2 separate regions of the Homo sapiens genome follow, and region 1 is linked to region 2. A link is a loop called in an ENCODE intact Hi-C map of the cell type or tissue named here. Cell type or tissue: dorsolateral prefrontal cortex. All regions are shown on one strand. Region 1 has its middle 7.6 kb from the start of MGAT5. Region 2 has its middle 63 kb from the start of MIR3679.

What was found. A loop is a pair of places that touch in the nucleus more often than their neighbours do. Peaks named below come from ENCODE experiments on the same cell type or tissue, not always from the same donor. Only the 100,000 strongest peaks of a DNase experiment are listed, where the experiment ranks them.
Region 1: a loop joins it to region 2, with 2.0 times the contacts of the local background. A loop is called at or near these places in 10 of 110 quality-filtered maps.

What each region holds. Positions count from the first base shown.
Region 1 is chr2:134,242,466-134,250,465 of GRCh38, forward strand. It overlaps a transcript of MGAT5 not described here. Among named protein-coding and RNA genes, the nearest start is that of MGAT5, 7.6 kb to the right of the region's middle. RefSeq lists enhancers at 2,198-2,698, 2,699-3,199, 5,585-5,634, 5,695-5,784. In dorsolateral prefrontal cortex, CTCF peaks have their summits at 3,120 (motif pointing left) and 3,321; DNase peaks (open chromatin) are centred at 3,106 and 3,895; H3K4me3 peaks cover 563 bases; H3K27ac peaks cover 1,189 bases.
Region 2 is chr2:134,186,057-134,194,056 of GRCh38, forward strand. It overlaps a transcript of MGAT5 not described here. Among named protein-coding and RNA genes, the nearest start is that of MIR3679, 63 kb to the left of the region's middle. In dorsolateral prefrontal cortex, no CTCF peak of the experiment used is centred here; a DNase peak (open chromatin) is centred at 4,975; H3K27ac peaks cover 858 bases.

The DNA.
Region 1 (8,000 bases), 56 kb after region 2:
ACGTGTTATGAAAAGGAGAATTGTGCCATGTTCTCTGTTATCCTCCACTGGAAATTAGGATCTGATCTGCCCCTGCTCTTACTATCCTAGATAAGGTAAAAAGCAGTGCTTCTCATGTGAAAACAAGTAACCTTGCAGTCTGGTTATAAACACCAATTGATTCTATTGTTTTGGGATTGGGCCTAAGATTCTGCATTTTTAACAACCTGCCAGATCATTTCAGTGCTACCTTTCCACAGATGAGAGTTCGAGTAGCAATGTTATAGAGGTGCTAGTTGCTAAAAGCATTGTAGACATCGAGGCTTTTGGGCTAGCCTCAAATCATTTCTCATCTTTGGAGCCAAATGCCCAGGAGAGGTTAATAAAAGCTGTATTAGTTCAGCATTATTCTCTACAAGTCCTTCCATAGTGTGGGATGATCTAACAAGGCTCTGTGGTAGACTAGCTATTGAAAGTCTGGCTACTCAGGCAGGGCATTGGCCTAAGACCAGTTTGTGATTCCTTTAAGGAGAAAACAAGCCTACCTTGGCAGATGAATTATCTAGTAAGCCAGTGACTCTACATTTGTGGGGTGGGAGAAGAGCAGAGAGCTTACCTCTTAAAATTCTAGAATGGATCACATTTTGGGTTTCACTAGATAGGGCCAATAGAGTTGTTATAGAATGTCTTTTAAATGTTCTCATGCCTGGCTGTGTATTAAAATCATCTAAGCAGCTTAAAATAAAAATACCTCTGCTTGGGCCACACCTGAGACAAAGTAAATCAAAATCTTTGGGTGTGATAGCTGGGCATCTCTATTTTTTAAAGAGCAGTCCAGGTGATTCTATGTACATCATAGTTGGGAGGTCCTGGTTTAGTCAGTCCTAAGCTCTGAGGGCAAGAAACTCTCCTGAGAAGCTCCATTTTTAACTTGAGCTGGTTTATCATTTGTGCAAACTGAGGGTTTGTGACCAGAAACCAGTCAGGCTGACCCAAGTTATTTGCAGTGTTTGGGAGAGTTGACCTTGGTGTATACATTAAGGAACTAGTGAACTTATCAGCCAGCATCTAACCAATGATTTCTTCCCTAAGAAAATTCAGACCTTGACTTTTATGACTCTGGGTCTGTTAAAGCTTAGGGCTGTGCGATTGAGTGGCTTGACTACTGTAACTTTATTTTAGAAGTGATGAGAACTTCTTTATAAGGTTAAGTTGGATAAGCCTGAGTGGTCACTTCAGATTGTGCATGTGTGTGCACACATATGTATTTCTTCACTGCTTAGCTAGTTCATTTTTTTAACCAAATCAGATTTGGGGAGGACTGTCCCTTTTCTGCAAATAGGGCAGCTGGAACACTCCTGGGGTAGGCCAGTACCCAGCCGGTGCTCCTCCCGAGGTGGAGGAGAGGGGTACTAGGGGTCGGGGTAATTGGGCTGGAGGGCTTAGGAAGCATTTGGAAATAATGAGCTTTATCTTGAAGGCATTACCCATATTTTTGAAATAAGTGTGGTGATTTTTGTGATTGTGATTTTCTTTATTACTGGGGCCATTTTGGCCTGTTGTCATTCTTGGTTTTTTTTCTAGATGTAGAGTGTTGCCAGAAGTCTGATCCTCAGAGAAAAGGTGCATTTTACACTTATTATAAAATTTCTTTGTGGCTTTACTGTCCTTTGAGAGTGGAAGCAAATCTTTTGAGTATTTTCATTCAACATTAAGGAGACCTACCTGACAAATTGACATGCTGTGTGATCTTTTCACAGATGATTCTTTCTTTCTTCTTAGAGAGTCATTATCAACCTATCTTAAAGCCTGTTCATGGTTTCCTGGGCCGGATGCCAGGTGACAATCCTAGCGTTTTTTGTTTTTTTTTTTAATGGCTGTCTGATGAAGCATCATCCAGATTTGGTCTTGCTCAAAGCCTTCTTCCCTGTGCTCATTGATTTATGGACCAGGTCTTTGGAGCAGAGGCCCAGTGCCTTAATACTCATTAGTAAATTGGGCACAGCTAGCCTAGGAATGAGATTCTCAGTCAGTGCCCAGACAGCACTGAGAGATGTGGAGAAAATGAGACTCATTTATCAGTCACCTTGAGACAGCATCAGCAGTCGGCCACCTTCCTTCACTCTGAGGCCTTCCACAGCCTCAGCACAGGCTTCTGAGCCTGCTGGTCTTGAGGGGTGGTGATGGACTCCCAGGTTCACCTTGGTCTGCTTCTCTCTCACTCTGCATTCTAGTTACATGGGCAGAACCTGTCTGAGCATCTTCCAGTGGGTGAGTAAGATCCTGTTGATTGGTAAGGCAGTCCCTCTCAACCGAGGCAGTTTTGGCAGTGTTGAGAGACATTTTTCGATTGTCACAACCCTCTAGTTATAGAGGGTTATTGGAGGGCTCTAATGGCATCTAGTGGCTAGAGGCCAGCAATGCTGTTAAACCTCTAATAGCTTCCCACAACAAAAAAATTATTCAGACCCATATGTCAGTTGTGCAAAGATTGAGAAACATTGGATTAAAGTGATTTATTTCATTTTTCAGGGACCCGTGCTTTGTTTTGGTTTAGTAGTTGTTTTCAGAATTATTATTATTTTTGAGGCAGCGTCTTGCTCTGTCGCCTAGGCTGGAGTGCAGTGGCGCGATCTCGGCTCACTGCAAGCTCCGTCTCCCGGGTTCACGCCATTCTCCTGCCTCAGCCTCCCGAGTAGCTGGGACTGCAGGCGCCTGCCACCACGCCCGGCTAATTTTTTGTATTTTTAGGAGAGACGGGGTTTCACCGTGTTAGCCAGGATGGTCTCGACCTCCCAACCTCGTGATCCGCCCCCTCGGCCTCCCAAAGTGCGGATTACAGGCGTGAGCCACAGCGCCCAGCCCCTCAGAATTCTTGGAGTTACCGCTGTTGCCTTTTTTTGTTGTTAGGAAATTCTCTCAACTGTGAATATCGTATGGGCCTAGTGAATGAAACTCATAGAACATGTGAAGATCTTATCTGCTCCAGCAACCACAGCTTCCTTCTCACTCTTGTCCTCTTTCCCTTTTGTCCACCTGCCAGTAATGTGCACATCCAAGAGACTAAGTCAGGATAAAATCATCAAATGTTGGTTTTCTCTTACCCCACCCACGCCCTCTAGTGGCCTGTTTTGCCTCTAAAGCTGCTTTGCCTGTCCCTTCCTCCTCTGCTTCTCCTTTTAACACCAACTGTATTTAGGTGAAGACTACCCCCATCTCCTTTCCATCTGTCTTCTTTATACCTGTGAATGTCAGAGAACAGCTGGGGTAGGTGTGGCAGAACCTGGGAATAGAGAGGGCAGGAAGAAGAGTGCATGTTCTGGACCCAGATTCACCAGCCCTGTTACAGTGTTTGGAAATTTATTTTGCTATTGATGCCAGATATGGAGCCCTGAACTCCACTGAGTGGATGGTATAACTGCAAGACAAATATGCACTTCAGGTGGGTGGCATTGGAGGTTTTCCTTTCTCTGCCCACAGGAAAAATGCAAGTGTAGTGTAATGAATTAAAACTCTGGGTACAGGACTGTCTTGCTTTGATCACTTCAAATGTAAGAGGGGATGGGCTGTTTAAAACCCAGATATTCAAAGAGTATTCCCAAGATAGCAAAGGTGTGTTGTTTTTAGCAGGTGTATTTCAGCTAGTTAATTAAAATAAGACTAGTTTAGCCACTTCCAAAGGGAACAGACTGTTTTCATTTAGAATGTGTTTTTCCTGTTTATAAAAAAAAAAAAAAAAAAAAGGACCCAGGTCCTGAAAGTGAAAGGTCTCTGTTCATACCTATTTCTTGGGCAGCACCCTGCCTGCTCCTGAGCTCCTTTGCTTCCTAGAGCTAGAAGAGAGTTGGTGGCATCACAGCTGTCAGGGATTCACAGTTGAGCTTTTGGGCACCTGCTGAGTGGGCTCTATCAGGTTGGTGGCACTGGGCCATCTGGGGGAGTGAATGACCTCAGAGCTTCTTCCCAGGAATTTGGATTTATTTTAGAAGAGAAAGCTGCTTTGCCTGTCCCTTCTCCTCCTCTGCTTCTCCTTTTAACACCAACTGTATTTAGATGAAGACTGCCCCCCACCACCGTCCCCGTTCCATCTGTCTTTCTTACACCAGTAATCCTGTAAATGTGTATTTTTCTCCCTTTCATGTGTTGATTCAACCCTTGAGGTTGGTGGGACATTGCATTAGACTCACGGCTTCTTAATAGTACTGGACTTTGGTTTCTGTTTTGTGTTCCATACGGAGAGGTCTCTTCCTTTCTGAGTTTCCGCATGCAGCTGGTAGACTCAGCTTGGTTTGGCGGAGGCCATGTAGTATTAGGCAGGAATTGGGGTGCTGGTTTGATTCTAACTGGAAAACATAATATTTTCTGGCCTCAGGGTCTTCCTCTGTAAATTGAGGGTTTGCATTTGATATTTTCCTAAGCAAAACCAGACGTTGTCTTCCAGTCTGTAAAAAGGTATTTTATACATTTTAATTTATCATATTTCCTGTTAAAGTTGATTGTTAGACCAGGGAGATGTGGTTCTGTGGTGAGCACAAAACCAGGAGTTTGGTAAGAGGTTGTGCAGTCAATGCAAGGTTAGCACCCAGTTGATTTCTGCACTGTGTTTTGGTTCACGGTAGAAGCAGTCCATATTCATCCAATTATGAATGGGAGTGGCTATCATTTTAAAGAATAACTTACCAAGCACTCTAAGTTGCTTTTAATGTAAATTGAGATGGAGGCTGAAAAGAGAAGTAGTAGAAATTGTTTCAAAGTTGAATTATTAACATCTAAAGACAGTTGTCACTTAAAATATGGGAGTCAGGCAAGCAGCCTTGGAACTTCAAGATATGTGACCAACTCTCATCTGGCATTTAATTAGGGTAGTGCTTTTTTGTCATACAATTTCATGTGAATAGATACCTGGGCCTGAATTAAAAAAAAAAAAAAACAAAAAAAAAACGTAAACTAGACCACTACTGAGCATTAGTTTTGTGACCAATAAGGTGGAAATTTGAAGTTCAAACTTCAGTGTATGGAGGTAGCCAGGGCAGTTTTGCTGAGTCTCTGCGATATAAATTGATACGTATATTGATTGTCTCTAGTATCTTAGGATTTGGCATGTCAAACTTTTTTTGAAAAATGTTTAAAAACATCTTAAACAAAACCAAAAGTCAAATGAAACATTTGTGGAACCTCTGGAACATCTCTGTGAATGAATCTTTGATGTTCTTTGGAGCACAGTTTGAGAACCAATAACTCAGTTGCTCACCCCTACTCCTGTGGCTCTAACAGTGTTCTGTGTTTCTAGAACTTTCTCCATGTTATACATGTGGAAACTGAGATGGACACACTTAGGATCACACAATGCCAATGGTAGAACAAGCTGCAGATCAGAGATTTTCAGGTTTTTGATGCAAGGTTCTCTCAGTTCCTCCTTGTCACCCTTTCAGGTCTTATTTTCTGTGATCTTCTCAGCATAACAGTGACAATACAAGTGGCCTCCAAGAAAGGTTCCCGGGTATTTTCCCCTCCATCCCTTGTCTTAGACATATTTTGTTTCTGTAATCTCACTGCCCTGCCCCCCTAGAATTTTCTTCTGGAGTGTTTTTTTGCAGTTTTCTTCTCTGTTAATACCTGACTACCATCACATCCACTTTAGTTTAACCCTGCCTCTTCAAGGGTTTTACTACTAAGGGTAAAATCTTGTAAAAGGTAAGGTGCAAATGTATTGTCAGAATGCCCAGGTTCTGTGGCTCATACCAGAAGGAGGTCTTGGAGGTCTTTGCTAATTTGCATTTCTTCACCTCATTTCCACCATCCTGTCCTTCCATCTAGCAAATACTTAATGACCACCCTCTGTGTGCAAGGCATGGCCATTGCCGGCATTTCTTGTCTTTGGGGGCCTCACAGACCCCATAGGCGAGATGAAACGGGATTGTCCTATAGAGCAAGGAAGGAGCACGAACTGCTATGAGTTACGAGTACTCTATGGAAGGGGAGCTTTCCTCAGTCTAGGGAGCCCCTGGAGGCTTTATGCAGGAAGGAGGTGGGGTGAGATTGGAGGCTGGAGATGTGGGTGGGATTTTCCAAGGAAATTGGGTGGACACAGTGACTTAGGATTTCTTGAAGGTTACTGTACAGGATGAAGCTAAATGTAGGCTCCTTAGCCACCATTTAATGATGACTATGAAGTAGCTCAGGTGGTACACAGTGAGGACAGAGAGGTCTGGGAACCACTAAGTTAGAGCAGCGCTGTCCTATGTGAATGTGTGAATGTGGCGCATGGGATGGTATTGTCCTGCAGGGCTATTTGAAGAGACCAAATCTCTGCTTGGGGCTGGCATTGCTTCTGAAGGGATGGGCATTTCTGCCTTTGTTTATCCTCTGAGGAGGCAGGCCCTTGTGTCAGAAATAGGGCCTCCAGGGATGTTGGATGGCCACCTGGAGGAACTGCTTCATTGGTCTCGTTCTCACTCCATTGGAACTGGGCTGCTGCTCAGTGTTCTCAGGTGGGTTGAGAAATTGGCATTTGCCAGACAAGGTGGGCCAGGAGCCTTCTGAAGCCAGGCTCCTGGCCAGGAGCCTGTAAGGTTGATCCAGAGGTTATAAGAGCGGTCATATGTGGTGAACTGGAAGTAGATCACTGTGGTTTCCTTCTGTTGCTAGGCCCATGGCCAGCCCTTAGTTCCTGCCCTGGTCTTGGCTGTGCTAGGCCCATGACACTCATCTGCCTGCTCTAAGCCAAACTCCTCCTTTTCCCCATAGCTTTAGAGGTGGGCTTGCTTTCTTTTTTCTTTTTTTTTTTTAACAGTTTTTTTTTTGAGATATGATACACATATCATACCATCCTCCTATTTAAACGTATACAACTCCATGGCTTTTGGTATGTCCACAGAATTATGCTCCTATCACCACAATTTTAGAACCTTTTTGTTACCCCCTAGAAAAACCCTATACACCTTAGCTATCACCTCTCATTTCCTCCATTCTCCATACCCCAGCCCTAAGCAAGTACTAATGTATTTTCTGCCTTTACAGATTTGCCTATTCTAGACATTTAATATCAATGGAATCATGCAATATGTGTTTTTTTGTTACTTTTTTTGCTTAGTATAATGTTCTTAAGAGTCATCTATGTGTAGCATAATCAGTTCATTCCTTTTTATAGCCAGATAATATTTAATTGCATGGATATGGCAGTTTTGTTTCCATTTCCTCAGTTGATGCACATTAGGCTGGTTTTACTTTTGTTTATTATGGATAATGCTGCTGAGTATGGATACTGCTGCTGAGTACTTCTGTGTACAAGTTTTTGTGTAGACACGTATTTTCATTTCTCTTGGGAGAGTTCCTAGAAGCAGAATTGTTTGGATCATACAGTAACTCCATGTTTAACTATTTGAGGTACTGCCAGATTATTTCCCACACTGGCTGCGCCATTTGATATTCCCACCAGTGGTAGATGAGGGTTCCAATTTCTCCACATCTTCACCAACACTTGTTCTTATCTGTATGTCCTTATGAGTGTGAAGTTAGTATCTCATTGTGGTTTTGATTTGCATTTCCTCTAATGACTAATGATGTTGAGCATCTTTTCATGTGCTTTTTTTTTCTTTCTTTCAGGAGAATTGACACATTTCTTTGCCAGAGATCTCTAACCATCTTTATAAAGGTTGAAGATGATTTTGTTGTGTTGAGGCGTCAGTGGGAAGGAACAAGGTGATTGCTACTCTTTTAGAAAGTAGGAGGATAGAGGGGATGCATATTGAGGTGGCTAATTCTGCAAACAGACTTGGTGCAAACTTTTTTCTGGAAGTGAATTGATGAAGTCACGGCCATGAGCTGACATTACTCTGGTTGGCAACAAGGTCTTCTGAGATCCACTGTATAGTCCCACTGTGCCCATTGGATGACTTAGCTAGAGGACACAGCCGTTAGAAGGTCTGGAGGTAGGCATCTTCTTAGCTCCAGCAACAACTTCTTGATCACTGTTAGTCTAGGGCTTCCTCATTAATTGTCTGGTCATTCCTGATGATCTT
Region 2 (8,000 bases):
ATGACTTACTGTTTGCAACTTGAGGGAAAGAAAGCAAGAGAGAAGACTGATCCCAAATTGTCAGAAGACAGATTCCTCAATCCTGCCTGTCTCCCCAAATGGGAAAGAGCAGTTCAATGTGGAAGGGTCCAGTTAAAGCCCAGTTATGATTTTAGCCTAGAATGTGTCAGCCTTTTGTGTAGTGAGAGTTACTCTGGATGGAACACACTGTGCTGTCCTAGTGATGGGGGAGATTTTGCCCAATCTAACGGGCAGAGAGGAGGTGTATAAAGACTGAGCAGCCAGAGGGGATAGTCAAGGAAAAAGGAGCCCTGGAGTCGTTTCTTTTTTTTTTTTTACTTGGAATTTCTGCCCACCCATTTACTGGCAAAGAGGATTTGAGATGTCAGTGCCACTTACCTCAGATTTAGAGAAATTCATCAATTAAGGAGCACTTGTTGGCCTTTTTGCATACATGTTGGGTTGTCAAATGATTTTGTAGGGAGTCCATGTCTTCCTAGGGTCAGAATCGGAGCACGTTAATTGGAGCAGTTGGCTGAGTCTGATGGATGATGTTGCCTTCTGGGCTTAGCAGGTGACAGGATGTGAACCAGGTGTGCCTTGTCCCTGCCAGCTGGTGTGGATAGCATGGATGCCCAGGATTGTGGATCGTGACTTTACTCTGTATAACCGAGTCAGTGATGGCATCATCAAAGTCATTCATTCCTTCATTTGACATGCATTGATTGAGGTCCTACTCTGCACTCAGAATTGTTGTAGCCACTGGAGGTACAGTGATGAATAAAGGCAGAGGAAGAAACAGGTAAATCTGATGTCAGGTGGAGATTCAGGCTGTGAAGAAAAACCAAGTAGGGCAGGAGATAGTGCCGCGTGGGGAGCTATTCTAGGTTGGGTGGTCCAGGAGGCTGCTTGAAGGAGTGATGTTTGAGCAGAGTGCCAAGGCAGTATCCAAGGTGAAGAAAGTTCCGTGAGGAAGAGAGGGTACCTGCAGGGGCCTTGAGGCAGGAACAAACTTGACCTAGCTTGAGGGCCGTGTGGGTGGAGTAAAGGGAGCCAGGGGCCGAGTGTGGAGGGCAAGTAGTGCCCGTATATGGAAAGCCTTGCTGGGCAGGGCTCAGAATTTGGGTTCCATCATGATTATGATGGACGTGTGTGAAGAATTTTGAGCAGGAGGAGGTCCTGAGTTGATTGGATTTGTTTTTACAAGGATCATTCCGCTTGCATGGAGAATTGTCTGTAAGGGGCAAGAATAGAAGCAGATATCAGCTAGGAAGGTATGACAATCTTCCAGTGGAAGTGATAGTGACATGGACTCAGGTGAGGGGAGGGAGGTAATGATAAGGGGTTGGATGTATCCGTTGAGAATGAATTGGCCCCTCTCTGACTTTATCTCCTGCTACCTTCCCTATGATTTATTTCACTCCAGCCACACACGTTGTCTTTTACTTCCCCCAGATCTTTACTTGCTCTGTTTCTTTGAACTCTTACCATTTCTTGAAGTTATACACACATGTGCATGTACATGCACACACATGTATGTTTGCCCATTCCTTCTTTGTCTCTCCTTCTGGCATGTAAGTGTCATGAGGGCAGGCAGGGACTTTGTCAACTTTGTTGCTATGTCCCGAGTGTCTAGAATGTTGCTGCAGGCAGCAAATGTTCAAAATATTGATCGGATAAGTGAATGAAATTGAAAGGCCACCCACTGATCTCATTATATAATTTTTATTTGAAAAATTTCCACCGTGACTGCCTGAGGTTTTAATTGCTACACTAAACACACTGAAAACTTCAAACTGTATTATCAATTTAATAAAAATGAAGAAGTATTGAACACTTTAAGTAATAGGGAAAAATAAGGGAGAGGAGGTTTGTGTCAGCCGTGGAGAGATTCCGCCTGTGGTGAAAGAGACGGTGCTGAAAAGGAAAAACTTTGAACCTCTTCATTTATTGCAGTGAAATTTGTCACTTTTATTCACATCCAGTACCATCTAGCTGCTAATTTGTGTTTTTGTTGGAAAAGACTTTCAGGGAAATAGTTAACCTCCCTCAGTGCTGTGTTCTCAAAATTAGTTCTCCTGAGCTGCAGTCAAAGCTGGATAATTTTGCCATCAAAAAGCACACATTCTTCCCTAAGGAAATCGGCATGAGGCCATTCTGAGGTTGGAGAATGGGAGCAAGTGAGGATAGAGAGTAGTGGCTGTCCAAGGGCCCTCAAGGGTAGGCAGCCATAAGGCACAGCTTTTCCTGTAGACTTGTGGCTAAGGGACAGCCTCTAGGGATGGAGGAGCTTTTTCTTTGAATCCTGGCCCCTCTGCCATGTGGCCTTGCACAAGTCCCTTAACCACTTTATGCCTCAGTGCTCTCATCTGCAAAGTGGGAATGATACAGTACCTATCCTATGAGGTTGCTGTGATGATTGAGTTAATACATGTGGAAGGTCTTAGAACCATGTCTGGGGTAGTAAGTACTTAAAACATTTTAGCTGTTACTAAAAGGAAGAAGATTGTTGGTCATTAACAGTTGGCATAAATATTGGCAGGTAAAAGTTGTGTTATTTGGACCTGAGTGTTGAACTGGTGTGTAGCACTTGAATTAACTGGAAAAAGGAGGTGGTGGGGGTGTGTTCTGACACCTCCTAGTATACTACAATATAATTCTATTGTAACCACCCAGAGTTAGTGCAGACCCCATCAGTTAAAGGGTATGGTTCCCAAAAGGCTGTTCCCACTTCAGATGCCCACTGTAAGTGGGACTTCCAGGCCATTCACCCTTTTGACTGACTGGTTACAATCCAAGGGGTTCCCATGGCCTTCTTAGGTTTGATAATTTACTAGAATGAATCTCAGAACTCAGGAAAGCACTATATTTTCAACTATGGTTTTATTATAAAGGGTCTAAGTGAAGGTCAGTCAAATGAAGAGACACATGGGCTGATGTCTGGGAGGGTCGCGAATGCAGAGCTCCTGTGTCTTGTCCCTTGGAACTAGGGTGTGTCACCTGCCTGGCACGTTGATGTGTTTACCAACCAAAAAGCTCCAGTGAGCCTGGTGTCCAGTTTCTATTGGGGTTTCGTTACATAGGCAGGATTGATTGAGTACAACCACATGGCCAATGATTCAATTTCCAGTCCCCTCCTTTCCCCTCTCTGGATTGGGCTGGCTTAGAGCCCTGATCCTCTAATTGCATGGTTGGTTTTTCTGGTGACCAGACTCCAGCCTGAGTCATCTCATCTTAGTGTAAACTCAGGTGTGATCCAAGGGGTTTATCAAAAATAAATACACTCCTACTACAGCAGGTAGTCCAAGGATTTTGAACCATCCCTCTTCCCAACCAGGGGCAAAGGCCAGTCAGATTCTTTACTGTACAATAGGGAAATTATATGTGAGATAGCAAAATATAAGATGGTGGCCTGGGAAGGGCTTCTTGGGAGAAGTGGGCCCAGCTCTTTTCTCATGTTGGTGCTGCTGCTCTAATCCAATGTCAGGTTGGGTTTCTGGTTATGCAATAACATATGACTAACCTCATGGCTCTAGTTTTTTTTTGTTTTTTTTTTTTTTTTTTAAGACAGAGTCTCGCTCTGTTGCCAGGCTGAAGTGCAATGGCGTGATCTTGGCTCACTGCAACCTCTGCCTCCTGGGTTCAAGCGATTCTCCTGCCTCAGCCTCCCGAGCAGCTGGGACTACAGGTGCCTGCCAGCATGCCCAGCTAATTTTTATATTTTTACTAGAAACAGGTTTTCACCATGTTGGCCAGGATGGTCTCCATCTCCTGACCTCCTGATCCACCCACCTCGGCCTCCCAAAGTGCTGGGATTACAAGCATGAGACACTGTGCCTGGCCTCTTTTCCTTTTCTTTAGAATAACTTTATTTAGTCTCATGGCAATTAAGTTGTCTTCTGGAATTTTATGGTGACCTTTTACTAAATATACCACAAATACTGCTTTTCTGAATTTGAGTCTTTGGAGAATGTGGTTTTAAAACTTTTCTGTGACATTCTTTGGGAATCCACTGAGTTGCTGGTTATAAGGTATCTTTCTGGCTTTCAGATATGCCCTTCTGAATAAATGCACCCCAACTTTGGATGGACATGGGGTGCTGGCTTGTGGATGGGCAGGCTGTCTTTCTGCTTTATGCATCTGAAGTTCTTGGCCACTGAAGACTTGCAATCTGGTGATGGGCAGGCTTGTGGTAAGATTTTTTTGTGGTCTTCCCTGCTATCTCAGTTATTAGTGAACAGTCACCTGATTTTCCCATGTTTGATTTTTGTAGCAAGTGTGGTTTCTGTAGTTCATTTCTTTGATTTGCTGTTTTTCTCTTGCTACTGCAGACTTCTCACTTTCATGAATTTCACAGTACATGTTTGTCCCTGCAATTAAAGATTGAATGTTCCCGGGAGTATTTTCATTTTATCTGAAGAGTTTGTAGTCCCAGCTCCCTTCCCCACCACCCAACCCCACAACAACAAAAATTGTGTAGACTAGCATTACTCCAAAGGACTTGATGAGGATTTGATTGGAGCCCAAGTGGCTGGAGCACCCTAACTAGTTACAAAGCTCAAAGGAGGCCCTTTGTTTTCAAATCTCCTCTCCTTTGTTTTTGTTTTTTTCAGACAGTCTCTCTTTGCCCAGGCTGGAGTGCCGTGGCATGATCCATGGAACACTGCAGCCTCAACCTCCCCAGGCTCAGGTGATACTCCCACGTCAGCCTCCCGAGTAGCTAGGACTACAGGTGCATGCCACCATGGCTGGCTAATTTATGTATTTTTTTTAATAGAGATGGGGTTTTGCCATGTTGCCCAGGCTGGTCTTGAGCTCCTGTGCTCAAGTGATCTGCCCGTCTCGGCCTCCCAGAGTGCTGGGATTACAAGTGTGAGCCAGTGCACCCAGTCAGCTATTTAAAAAAATTTTTTTAGAGACAGAATCTTGCCAAGTTGCCCAGGCTGGTCTCCAATTCCTGGGCTCAGCCCATCCCCCTGCTTTGGAACGTTTCATGTTCCCAAGCCGAAACTGTGTCCCTCCCCGCCAGTCCCTGGCACCGTCTGTTCTTTTTCTGTATTATGTGCCTGGCACATAGTACGCACCCAGTACCTGTTGTGATTGTGATTTTTATTAGTAATAGTTGGTCGTACCTAATTGGCATGTGCTGTTTTAAAGTGACAATAAAACGTACACGACAAACTTTGAGAGCATGGGGTATTGTCATGGTTTGAATGTGTCCTCCAAAGTTCATGTGTTGGAAACATCCCAGTGCAATACTGTTTACAGGTGAGAACTTTAAGAGGTGATTAAGTCATGCAGACTCAACCCTCCTGAATAGATGAATGAGGTTATCGCGGGAGCGCGTGGGTTATCGCGGGAGCGCGTTCCTGATGAAAGGGTGGGTTCGCCCCCTCCCCCTACCCCCCCCACCAGCAGGTTCCAGATGGAAGGGTGGGTTCGCGCCGTCTTTCGCCTCCTCCTCCTCCTCCTCCTTGCGGGAGCGGGTTCCTGATAGGAGGGTGGGTTCGCGCCCTCCTCCTTCTGGCGCAAGTGGGTTTCTCATGGGAGGGTGGGTTCGCACCCTCTTCCTTCTCGCGCGAGCGGGTTCCTGATGGGAGGGTGGGTTCTCGCCCTCCTCCTCCTCCTCTTTCTCCTGGCGTGAGCGGGTTCCTGATGGGAGGGTGGGTTCGCGCCCTCCTCCTCCTCCTCCTCCTTGCGCTAGCAGGTTCCTGATGGTAGGGTGGTTTCGTGCCCTCCTCCTCCTCGCGCGAGCGGGTTCCTGATGGGTGGGTGGATTCGCGCCCTCCTCCTCCTGCTCGCGCCAGCGGCTTCCTGATGGGTGGGTGAGTTCACGCCCTCTTTCTCCTGCTCACGCCAGCGGCTTCCTGATGGAAGGGTGGATTCGTGCCCTCCTTCTCCTCCTGCTCGCGCCAGCGGGTTCCTGATGGTAGGGTGGGTTCGCGCCCTCCTCCTCGCGTGAGCGGGTTCCTGATTGAAGGGTGGGTTCGCGCCTTCCTCTTCCTCCTGGCGCGAGCGGGTTCCTGATGGAAGGGTGGGTTTGCGCGCTCCTCGCGCGAGCGGGTTCCTGATGGAAGGGTGGGTTCGCGCCCTCCTCGCGCTAGTGGGTTCCTGATGAAAAGGTGGGTTCACGCCTTTTTTCTTCTGCTTGCGCGAGCGGGTTCCTGATGAAAGGGTGGGTTTGGCTCCCTTCTTTTCTCTTCCTCCTCCTTTTCTCTTCCTCCTCCCATGAGTGTGCTCTTGCATCGTGGAGTGACTTGGCAAGAATGCCCTCAAATGCAGGCCCCTTGAACTTGGGCTTTCGCAGCCTCCAGACCTGCAAGAAATAAATCTCTGTTCTTTACTTGTCTCAGGTATTCTGTCATAGCAGCACAAATTGGAATGAAACAGGTATGTAGGCATCCTTATATCTTGCTAGCTATATCTTGCTAGTTTTGGGGATGTAAATCAGTACAATTTTACTGAAAGAAACATGGGATATCACTGCTACACAAGCCTAAAAATCCTCGTATTATTGTATCAGATAATTCCTTTGCTCTAAGGAAATATACAGAGGTATGATATACAAATGTAGGAGTGAAAGACTATTGCATTACTTTTTAAAATTTTTTTATTTTTTTATTTTTATTTTTATTACTTTTTTAAATAGAAAAATTGAACAAATTAAATGCCTAGTACTGTGGGATTATTTAAGTAAAACATGCAATTACTACTTAGCTTTTAAATTGTGGTAAAATATTTATCATGGGAAAATGTTTAAAATCTGTTGTGATATAAAAGGCTGTAAGAAAGCAAGCATAAATATAAGTGTATTTTTGTGATATATGTGTATGGATGATATACCATATATGGGAATATATATGGAACATACTAAAATTTTACCATCTGTAGGGAGTGGAATGATGAATGATGTTTAAAAAAATTTTTCTTTGTGGTTTTCCAGTATTTAATAAATTTTTTGTGATTGAGCAAGTATTTTGGTCTATTAGAAAAAAACAGTAATTTCACTTGGAAAAGTGATATTTTGATTGGCTCTGTGAGGTTACTTTATTTTTATTTTTATTTTTTATTTTTTTTTTTTTTTGAGACAAGGTCTCGCTATGTTACCCAGGCTAGAGTACAGTGATGCAGTCATGACTCACTGCAGCCTTGAATTCCCAGATTCAAGCAATTCTCCTACCTCAGCCTCCCAAGCAGCTGGGACTACAGGGACATGCCAACATGCCTAGCTACTTTATTTTGTAGAGATGGGGTCTCCCTGTGTTGCATGGGCTCATCTTAAACTCTTGGACTCAAGCAGTCCTCCCACTTCAGCCTCCTGAATATCTGGGATTATAGACATGTACCACATCCAGCTGTTACATGAGGTTAAAAGAGAACGATCCCCAGGGGGAGAACCTGGCAAAATGGGCCTGTTTATAGGGGTCCCCACCACCCAGTGGCTAGCTGGCTCTTCACACAGCAGCTGCCCTTGTGCCCAGGCGGTGGTGGACATGCCCCCTAAGCCCTCCTTCCTAGCCCTCTTGGGAGTCCCAACCTGAATGTGAGTGAGCCCCTCTGAGTTTTTTGACATCAGAGGAAACAGGGCAATCTCCCCTCTCTTACATACCCCAAATCTTTGTGTGTGTGTGTGTGTGTGTGTGTGTGTGTGTGTGTGTGTGTGTGTGTGTGTTTTGACAAGTTTCTAGCCCAGGCCCTGTGGGGTTTGCTGGGAGAGTGTTTTAATCAATCGCGATGAAAGTTGGCTTCTGCTAGATCCCATTTTTGGATCCCATTTTCCAGGCCTGTTAAATCTTCCTGGCACGCCTAACTCAAGACATTTATGTCCTTGTACTTTTGTGCATAAAATCTTAGAATGAGTAAAAATAAACTTGCCTGCTGCTCAGAATTGACCCTGAGCGATATATCTTCCGCTGGACACTGGTGCCAGATGGTATTGCACCTCCTACTGGGTTAATGAACAGGCATTTGCCGAAAACCTTGAATTGCTCTTGAATCAT